2 separate regions of the Homo sapiens genome follow, and region 2 is linked to region 1. A link is an interaction called in ENCODE POLR2A ChIA-PET data of the cell type or tissue named here. Cell type or tissue: OCI-LY7. All regions are shown on one strand. Region 1 holds the start of SCYGR8 (small cysteine and glycine repeat containing 8). Region 2 overlaps SLC19A3 (solute carrier family 19 member 3).

Evidence for each region. Peaks named below come from ENCODE experiments on the same cell type or tissue, not always from the same donor. Only the 100,000 strongest peaks of a DNase experiment are listed, where the experiment ranks them.
Region 2: POLR2A ChIA-PET joins it to region 1 with 19 read pairs; 4 of 35 experiments call an interaction of 5 or more read pairs at or near these places.

The regions. Positions count from the first base shown.
Region 1 is chr2:227,742,386-227,747,385 of GRCh38, forward strand. It overlaps SCYGR8 (small cysteine and glycine repeat containing 8), which reads left to right and starts at 3,509. Exons shown (of 1, transcript NM_001395409.1): 1 at 3,509-3,835. The coding sequence starts at 3,509. The coding sequence ends at 3,835. In OCI-LY7, no CTCF peak of the experiment used is centred here; no DNase peak of the experiment used is centred here.
Region 2 is chr2:227,688,999-227,693,998 of GRCh38, forward strand. The region is part of intron 4 of SLC19A3 (solute carrier family 19 member 3); the gene reads right to left. Among named protein-coding and RNA genes, the nearest start is that of SCYGR5, 25 kb to the left of the region's middle. In OCI-LY7, no CTCF peak of the experiment used is centred here; no DNase peak of the experiment used is centred here.

The DNA.
Region 1 (5,000 bases):
TATAATGAACTTATATTTATTATTCTAAATTCAGAAAAAAAAATTTAGAGGAGAGAAAAACCACTCAATTTTCCCCATTTTTCTTTTTCAATGTTCTATGCCAATTTCCATAACCTGACATGACAACAGGTGGACTCAGGAAAGAGGTAGAGGCAGCTGCTGATGTCTAGGTGTGGCACCTTCTGAAGTGTTTGGGAAAGTGCTGTTACTATCCATAGCGTGCATTTTGGAACAACCCTCAACTCTGTTGTGAACGTGTTTTGAGGCAGGTGTCCCATCTAGGTTGTGTTTCCCTGGGAATCTAAGCAATGGTTGTAGATGTGGTCTAATTCCCTGAGCAAAGATGTTCTGGGCATGAGCTATAAGAATTCTGAAGACATGCTGGGTGATGTGGCTCACACCTGTAATCCCAGCACTTTAGGAGGATGAGGCGGGTGGATTACCTGAAGTCAGGAGTTCAAGACCAGCCTGGCCTACGTAGTGAAACCGTGTCTCTACTTAAAAAAACACAAAAATTAACCAGGTGTGGTATTGCGTGCCTGTGGTCCCAGCTACTCAGGAGATTGAGGCAAGAGAATCACTTGAATCTGGGAGGTGGAGGTTACGGTGAGCTGAAATCGCGCCACTACACTCCAGCCTGGGCAACAGAGTGAGACTCCGTCTCAAATAATGATAATAATAATAATAATAAATGCTGAACACTTGCAGAGAATAAGATTAGGGTGAATTACTTACTGAAACCTATGGCCTGAGCAAACTTGAGCCCAAGAATCCCCTGATACTTCCCCCAAATAACTTCACTCTCAGCCTACAGGAACCCTGAGACATTGAAGATTTTGGCCAATTGAAAAATCAGACATCTGCATTCCACAGAGAGGGGAGGGCAGCCATTGTCATGCTGTCACTGCTGCTGTTTTTGCCTGACATCTCCCAGCCCAGCCCCAAAGCTATTGTGTATGTGTTGGAAGACACATGGGTCCAGGAAAGTAGAAGAATTAGGAGCGCTGCTCTCCCTGGTTAGGGGTTACTGAGGTCATTAATACTTCTTAGCTGTGATGTCAAAAGCACACCACAGGCCGGGAGTGGTGGATCATGCCTACACTCCCAACATTTTGGAAGGCTGAGGTGGGTGGATCACCTGATGTCGGGAATTCGAGACCAGCCTGGCCAACATGGTGAAACCCTGTCTCTGCTAAAAATACAAAAATTAGCCAGGTGTGGTGGTGCACGTCTGTAATCCCAGCTACTTGGGAGGCTGAGGCATGAGAATTGCTTGAACCTAGGAGGCAGAGGTTGTAGTGAGTGAAGATTGTGCCACTGCACTTCACCCTGGGCGACTGAGTGAAACTCCATCTAAAAAGAAAAGGGAGAAGAGCACAAAAACAAGGTCCCCAGACAGAGTCCAGAGTCAGCCGTCTGTAGCTGAACCTGGTGGCATGGGTCTATAGTCCCAGCTACTGGGAGGCTGAAGATGGAGAAGCACTTGAACCCAAGGAGCCTGAGGCTGCAGTGAGCTATGATTGCACCATTGCACTCTAGTCTGTGTGACTGAGCAGGACCCTGTCTCAAAAAATCAAGGAACAAAATGAAACAAAAAGGACAGCCATCTCATACAGCAGGGCAGGCAGGTCTGGAAGTAGCAGGAACCAACTGAGGGAGTCTGGCCCTTATGTCTCTACTGTGGGCATCATAGACATTATACGAGTGTCTCATGTAGGGCACTGGGCAGACAAAACAGAGAGCAGGAGGACTCCTCATAGCCCCACACCTGTGAGAGGTAGATCAAGGGAGGGTGTCTTAAGCCTTTCTTCTGCTTTCAAAAAGTCAGCTTATGAAAGAGGTGCCAGTTGTAAAACCACGGACACCGACATCCTGGGGGACATGCAGCCCCCTGCAGAGCCTGGTGGTTGTTGATCAGAACCTGCAGCGTAAGTTCCAAGAGGGACTGCGGGGTCTCCACCGCATGGGCCTCTTCTGTGCGTTGTCTGGAGAATAGAGATTAGCCGGGCAGGCCTTTAACTCTGGAGATAGTCAGGCAAGAACCTTACCCTACTGACTTACTCACACCCACGGGCTACCTGGGGCAGGAAATGGAGGCCTGACAGGTAGAGTCAGTTGGACCGAATGGGATCATTCCAAATAAACATTCCATTAGTGCGTGGGCAGGCCTAAGCCTGGAGCCTCCCCATGGGTCTTAAACGTGAGAGAGGCACGAGAGAAGGCCAGCCACCAAATGTAAACTTTGTTGCTTTTGTTTTCCCAATTATTTAACAGATAAACAACAAACAGAAACCTCACCCTTGGGAGATGACTTAGGAGTAGGCCCTAAATAATTGCGTTTTTAGCATTTCACATAGCACAATATTTTTTTTGGAATTTTTTATGATCAAGCAATTCTTCTGGTGAATGAAAAATCCCAAGGAGCTAGAAAAGAGAATATTTGTGTTTTAAGGTGAGATATAAGGTGCAAGGTAATACATTCAGAAATGCCTACTCTGTTTCTTTCTTTTTTTTAGATGGAATTTCACTCTGTCACCCAGGCTGGAGTGCAATGGCACAATCTTGGCTCACTGCAACCTCTGCCTCCCAGGTTCAAGTGATTCTCCTGCCTCAGCCTCCTGAGTAGCTGGTCTAATTTTTTTTTTTTGAAACAGAGTCTCCCTCTGTCTCCCAGGCTGGAGTGCAATGGCATGATCTCAGCTCACCGTGACCTCCACCTCCTGGGTTCAAGTGATTCTCCTGCCTCAGCCTCCCAAGTAGCTAGGATTACAGGCATGTGCCACCATACCTGGCTAATTTCGTATTTTTGGTAGAGATGGGGTTTCTCCATGTTGGTCAGGCTGGTCTTGAACTCCCGACCTCAGGTGATCCACCCGCCTCGGCATCCCAAAGTGCTGGGATTGCAGGCGTGAGCCACCGTGCCCAGCCAAGAAGGTTTTTTTTTAATATCATAAGACTGTGTGATGAATTCCAACAGAGAGAAAAACAATGTTTTGTCCAACCTGTGACAACTGAGAAGTATCAACAGAGACACAAGACTTTTTACCTGGCTCTGGATTCAGACTCTCATGATTATAAAGAAATGAAGATTATTCTTAAATGTTCTAGGCATTTATTTAATTCAAAAGATACCTATTGAATACTTACAATGTGTCGGGCACTATTTTAAGCCCTAACACACATTTAAGTTCTTGCAAACACAAACATCTTAGAGGTGTGTTCTCATCCAAACAGAGGTTTAAGAGATGAGCAAAAGTTAAATTTAGCAATATTAGCTTGTTAAGATGTTCACAAGGTAGGGCGTAAGACAACTCATGAGATCTTTTATGAGATCTCATAAACAACAACAAGAAATAGGATAAACAACAACAAGAAATGGGCCACATATTGGGCTTGGCTTGCTGGAGTTGCTATATAAGGGCTTCCCCGGACAGAAGGCGGCATCAGACCTCTTCATCTCTCCTGAGCCCTCTATCCTCGCTTCTCCTCAGTCCTCTCTACTGACACCATGGGTTGCTGTGGGTGTGGTGGCTGCGGTGGTGGCTGTGGTGGCTGCAGTGGTGGCTGTGGTGGTGGCTGCGGTGGTGGCTGCGGCGGTGGTGGCTGCGGTGGTGGCTGTGGCAGCTGCACCACCTGCAGGTGCTACCGGGTGGGCTGCTGCTCCAGCTGCTGCCCCTGCTGCCGTGGCTGCTGTGGAGGCTGCTGCAGCACTCCCGTGATCTGCTGCTGCCGCCGCACCTGCAGCTCGTGTGGCTGTGGCTATGGGAAGGGCTGTTGCCAGCAGAAGGGATGCTGTCAGCAGAAGTGCTGCTGCCAGAAGCAATGCTGCTGCTAGGTGGGAACCCAGCCTCTGGGCAGGGGCTGTAGCCACTCATGCTGTTGGTAAGACTGCGGGTCTGCAGGTGCCGCAGGGAGGCAGCTTGCTCCCCTTGCTGTGGCTTTCCTCCATCCCATCCCGTGTGCTCCCTGCTGTCTCCCTGTCACCCAGACTTCATGGCACTTTTCTGCTTGGTTCTCATCTCTGTAGTTTAAGTAATTCTTCCTATTATTAAGGTAGTCACATGGGCAACTGGTACAATGTCATTCAAGCACAAAGATGCAGGACATTTTGAGTTTTGAGCTCAGCAAAGCAGGATCATGATTTTGACCATGCTTTCTTCTTTGAACTCTTTTCTCTCTAGGCATTAGGTCTTCTTGTGTGTTCCACATATGCTCTGTCTTTTCTGGGCCATAGAGTCTTTTCTAGGTGTTCTCCTAAAATTTTCTTTTTTTGTTTTACTAATTCATGGTCTTCATTTTAGTGCTATAATTTTGATTATATCACCAAAAAATCTTTTTTCCCTTTGGTAGTAACCCATCTATATTTTTTTACTTAAAAAAATTGATACATAATAGATGTAGATATTTGGGGGGGATACATGTGATATTTTAATAAATTTACATAATGTGTAATAATCAAATCAGGGTAATTGGGATATTAATCACCTTAAATCTTTTTCTTTTATGCTGGGAACATTCAAATTATTCTCTATTAACTGTTTTGAAATGGGTAATAGTTTATTGTTTACTATAGTCACTCTACTGATTTATTGAGCACTAGGTATTGTTCTTTTAACTGTATTTTTGTACTCATTAATCAACCATTCTTCATGAAAAATTTCATAATAAAATGCAAAAGTGAACTCTGAACAGTTTCCCTTAGTTTTATTCTTATAGATATTTTTCATTAAACTACCATTAATCATGATTTTATGTGGGTTGGAGGCCATTAAGGATACACATATAATTATGCCCTTGTGTGGTTTACTTCCATTTATACACAAATAACCACAAACATGAGGTAGAAGAATAACAAACGTGTTAAAAGTTCTATGTTGATGTGTATGTCATGGGCAGGAACAACTCCACATTGCTGGATGGGGAATGGGTGTAATTCAAAGGAACTCGGATCACTTCAAGAAGGAAGGGACATTTGGGAGTGTGTTTTGAAGAATTAGTAA
Region 2 (5,000 bases), 53 kb before region 1:
GAATCTCATACCAGCAGAACTGATCAAGCAGAAGAAATAATTAGCAAGCTTGAAGACAAGCTATTTAAAAATACAGTCAGGAGACAACAGAAAAAAGAAGAATGAGGCACACCTACAATACCTAGAAAACAGCCTCAAAAAGGAAAATCTAAGTTATTGGCCTTAAAGAGGAGGTAAAGAAATAGATAGAGGTAGAAAGTTTATTCAAAGGGATAATATCAGAGAGCTTCCCAAACCTAAAGAGATCAATATCCAAGGACAAGGTTACAGAACACCAAGCAGATTTAACCCAAAGAAGACTACTTAGAGGTATTTAATAATCAAACTCCCAAAGGTTAAGGATAAAGAAAGGATTCTAAAAGGAGCAAGAGAAAGGAAATAAATAACATACAAGAGAGCTCCAATGTCTGGCAGCAGTCTTTTCAGTAGAAATTTTAGAACCAGGGAGTGGCATGACATATTTAAAGTGCTGAAGGAGAAAAACTTTTACCCTAGAATAGTATATCCAGTGAAAATATCAAACCCGAAGGAGAAATAAAGACCATCCCAGACAAATAGAAGCTGAGGGATTTCATCAACACCAGACCTGTCCTACAAGAAATGCTGAAGGGAGTACTTCCATCTCTAAGAAAAGGACGTTCATGCGCAATAAGAAAACATGTAAAGGCACAAAACTCACTTGTAATAATAGGTACATAGAACAACACAGAATATTATCACACTGTAACTGGGGTATGTAAACTACTCTCATAAGTAGAAAGACTAAAAGATGAACCAATCAAAAATAGTAACTACAAATTTTCAAGACAAATAGTACAATAAGATATAAAGAGAAACAACAAAAAGTTAAAAAGCAGGAGGACAAAGCTACACTGTAGAGTTTTTATTAGTTTTCTTTTTGCTTGTTTGTTTATGCAAATAGTCTTAAGTTGTTATCAGCTTAAAATAATGGGTTATAAGATAGTATTGCAAGCCTCATGGTAATCTCAAATTGAAAAACATGCAATGGATACCCAAAAAGTAAAAAAGAAATTAAATTATATCACCAGAGAAAATCACCTTCACTAAAAGGAAGAAAGAAAAGGAAAAACACTGCAAAACCAGAAAAGAAATAACAAAATAACAGGAGTAAGTCCTTACTTATCAATCTAAACTCTTCAAAAGAGAGTGGTTGAATGGATTTTTAAAAAGACCCAATGACCTGTTGCCTACAAGAAAGACATTTTACCTATAGAGACATACATAGACTGAAAATGAAGGGATGGACAAAGATATGCCATGCCAATGGAAACAAACAAAAAAAGAGGACTTGTAGCTATACATATAGCAGAGAAAATACATTTCAAGACAGAAACTGTAAGAGACACAGGTCATTAAACAATGATAAAAGGGTCAATTCAGCAAGAGAATATAAAAATTGTAAATACGGCCAGGCGCGGTGGCTCATGCCTGTAATCCCAGCACTTTGGGAGGCCGAGGTGGGCAGATCATGAGGTCAGGAGATCAAGGCCATCCTGGCTAACACGATGAAACCCCGTCTCTACTAAAAATACAAAAAATTAGCTGGGCATGATGGCAGGCGCCTGTAGTCCCAGCTACTCGGGAGGCTGAGGCAGGAGAATGGTGTGAACCCGGGAGGTGGAGCTTGCAGTGAGCTGAGATCGTGCCACTGCACTCCAGCCTGGGTGACAGACCGAGACTCCATCTCAAAAAAAAAAAAAAAAAAAAAAAAAAATTGTAAATTTTTTTTAACGTATGGAGCACCCATATATAAAGCAAGTATTAGAGCTAGAAGGAGATAAGAGAATCCAATACAGTAATAGTTGGAGACTTTAAAACCCCACTTTCAGCACTGGACAGATCTTCCAGAGAGAAAATCAATAAAGAAACATCAGACTTAATCTGCACTATAGAAAAAATGGACCTAATAGATATTTACAGAACTTTTCATCCAATGGCCACAGAATACACATTGTTCTCAGCATATGGATCATTGTCAAGGATAAACCATGTTAGGTTACAAAACAACTCTTAAAACATATTCAAAAATTTGAAATAATTAATATCAAACATCGTCTCTGACCACAATAGAATAAAACTAGAAATCAACAACAAGAGGAATTTTGGAAACCATAGAAACACATGGAAATTAAACAATATGCCCCTGAATGACCAGTGGGTCAATGAAGAAATTGAGAGAAACTGAAAAATTTCTTGAAATAAATGATAATGGAAACACAACATGCCAAAACCTATAGGACACAGTGAAAGCAGTATTAAGAGGGAAGTTTATAGTTACAAGTGCCTACATAAAAAAAAGAAGAGAGGCCGGGTGTGGTGGCCCATGTGTATAATTCCAGCACTCTGCGAGGCTGAGGCAGATGAATCACTTGAGCTCCAGAGTTCTAGACCAGCCTGGGCAGTATGGTGAAACCCTGTCTCTACCAAAAATACACAAAAATTAGCCAGGTGTGGTGGTGCATGTTTGTGATCCCAGCTTCTCAGGAGTCTGAGGCAGGAGGATCACTTGAGCCCAGGAGGCAGAAGTTGCAGTGAGTAGAGATTATCACGCCAGTGCAGTTCAGCCTGGAGAACATAGTAAGACCCTGTCTCTTAAAGAAAAGAAGAAAAAAAAAGTCATCTGAAATAAATAACTTAATGATGCGTCATAAAGAACTAGAAAAGTAAGAGTAAACTTAACCCAAAATTAGTAGAAGAAAGGAAATAATAAATATCAGATCAGAAAGAAATGAAATTGAAATGAAGAAAACAATACAAAATGTCAATGAACAAAAAGTTGGGTTTTAGAAAAGATAAAACTGACAAACCTTTAGCCAGACTAAGAAAAAGAGAGAAGTCCCAAGTAAATAAAACTAGAGATGTAAAAGGAAACATTACAACCAATACTGCAGAAATTTAAAGGATCATCAGTGGCTACTATGAGCAAGTATATGCCAATAAATTGGAAAATCTAGAAGAAATGGATAAATTCCTATATACAAACAACCTATCCGATTGAACCATGAAGAAATCCAAAACCTGAGAAGACCAATAATAAGTAATAAGATTGAAGTCATAATAAAAAGCCTCCCACTAAAGAAAAGCCCAGGACCCAATGGCTTCACTGCTGAATTCTATCAAAGAACTAATTCCAATCCTAACCAAACTATTCTAAAAAACAGAGGAGGGAATACTTCCAAACTCATTCTACAAGGCCAGTGTTACCCTAACACCAAACCAGACACATTAAAAACAAAAAACAACTACAGGCCAATCTCTGATGAATATTGATGCAAAAATTCTCAACAAAATACTAGCAAACTGAATTCAATAATACATTAGAAAGATAATCTATCATGACTAAGTGGGATTTATCCCAGGGATGCAAGGATCATTTAACATATGTAAATCAATCAGTGTGATAAATCACATCGACAGAATGAAGGACAAAAACTATGATCATTCAATTGATGCTAAACAAAGTATGTGATACAATTCAACATTCCTTCTGGCTAAATACCCTCAAAAAACTGGGTATAGAAGGAACATAGTCAACATAATAAAAGCCATATATGACAGACCTACAGCTAGTACCAGATTGAATGGGAAAAAGCTGAAATGCTTTACTCTCTAAGATTTGGAACACGACAAGGATGCCTACTTTTACCACTGCTATTCAACATAGCACTGGAAGTCTTCTCTAGAGCAATCAGACAAGAGAAAGAAATAAAGGGCATCCACATTGGAAAGGATCAAGTCAAATTATCCTTGCTTGCAGACGATATGATCTTACATTTAGGAAAACTTAAAGACTCTTACCAATAAACTATTAGAACTGATAAATAAGTTCAGTATATTTGCAGGACATAAAATCAACATACAAAACTCCATAACATTTCTATATGCAAACAGAACAATCTGGAAAAGAAATCAAGAAAGTAATCCTATTTACAATAGCTACAGATAAAATACCTAAGAATTAACTAAAGAAGTGAAAGATCTTTGCAATGAAAACTATAAAACACTGATACAAGAAATTGAAGAGGACACACACACACAAAATGGAATGATATTCCATATTCATGGACTGGAGGAATCAATATTGTTAAAATGCCCATACTATCCAAAGCAATTTACAGATTCAATGCAATCCCTATTAAAATGCCAAGGATATTCTTCACAGAAATAGAAAAAGCAATTCTAAAATTTATATGAAACCACAGAAGACCCAGAATAGTCAAAGCTATCCTAAGCAAAACAAAACAAAATGAAACAACAACAACAACAACAACAAAAAACTGGAGGAATCACATTGCCTGACTTTGAATTACACTATAGAGCTATAGTAACCAAAACAGCATAGTTCTGGCATAAAAGCAGACATGTAGACCAATGGAACAGAAGAGTGAACCCAGAAACCCAATAGTGAACCCACACACCTACAGTAAACTCATTTTCACCAAAGATGCCAGGAACATACATTGGGGAAAAGACAGTCTCTTCAACAAATGGTGCTGGGAAAACTGAATATCCGTATGCAGAAGAATGAATGAAAGTAGACCCCTATCTCTCACTATATACAAAATCAAGTCAAAATGGATTAATGACTTAAATCTAAGACCTCAAATTATGAAACAACTACAAGAAAACATTGGGGAAACTCTCTGGGACGTTGGAGTGGGCAAAGATTTCTTGAGTACCCCACAAACACAGGCAACCAAAGCAAAAATGGACAAACGGGATCACATCAAGTTAAAAAGCTCCTGCACAGCCAAGGAAAGAGGCCACCCACAGAATGGAAAAACAAATTTGCAAACTACCCATGTGACAAGGGATTAAAAACCAGAATATATAAGGAGTTCAAACAACTCTACAGGGAAAAAAAGTCTAATAATCAGATTAAAAATGGGCAAAAATCTGAACAGATGTTTCTTTAAAGGCATGCGAATGGCAAACAGGTATATGAAAAGGTGCTCAACATCATTGATAAGAGAATTATA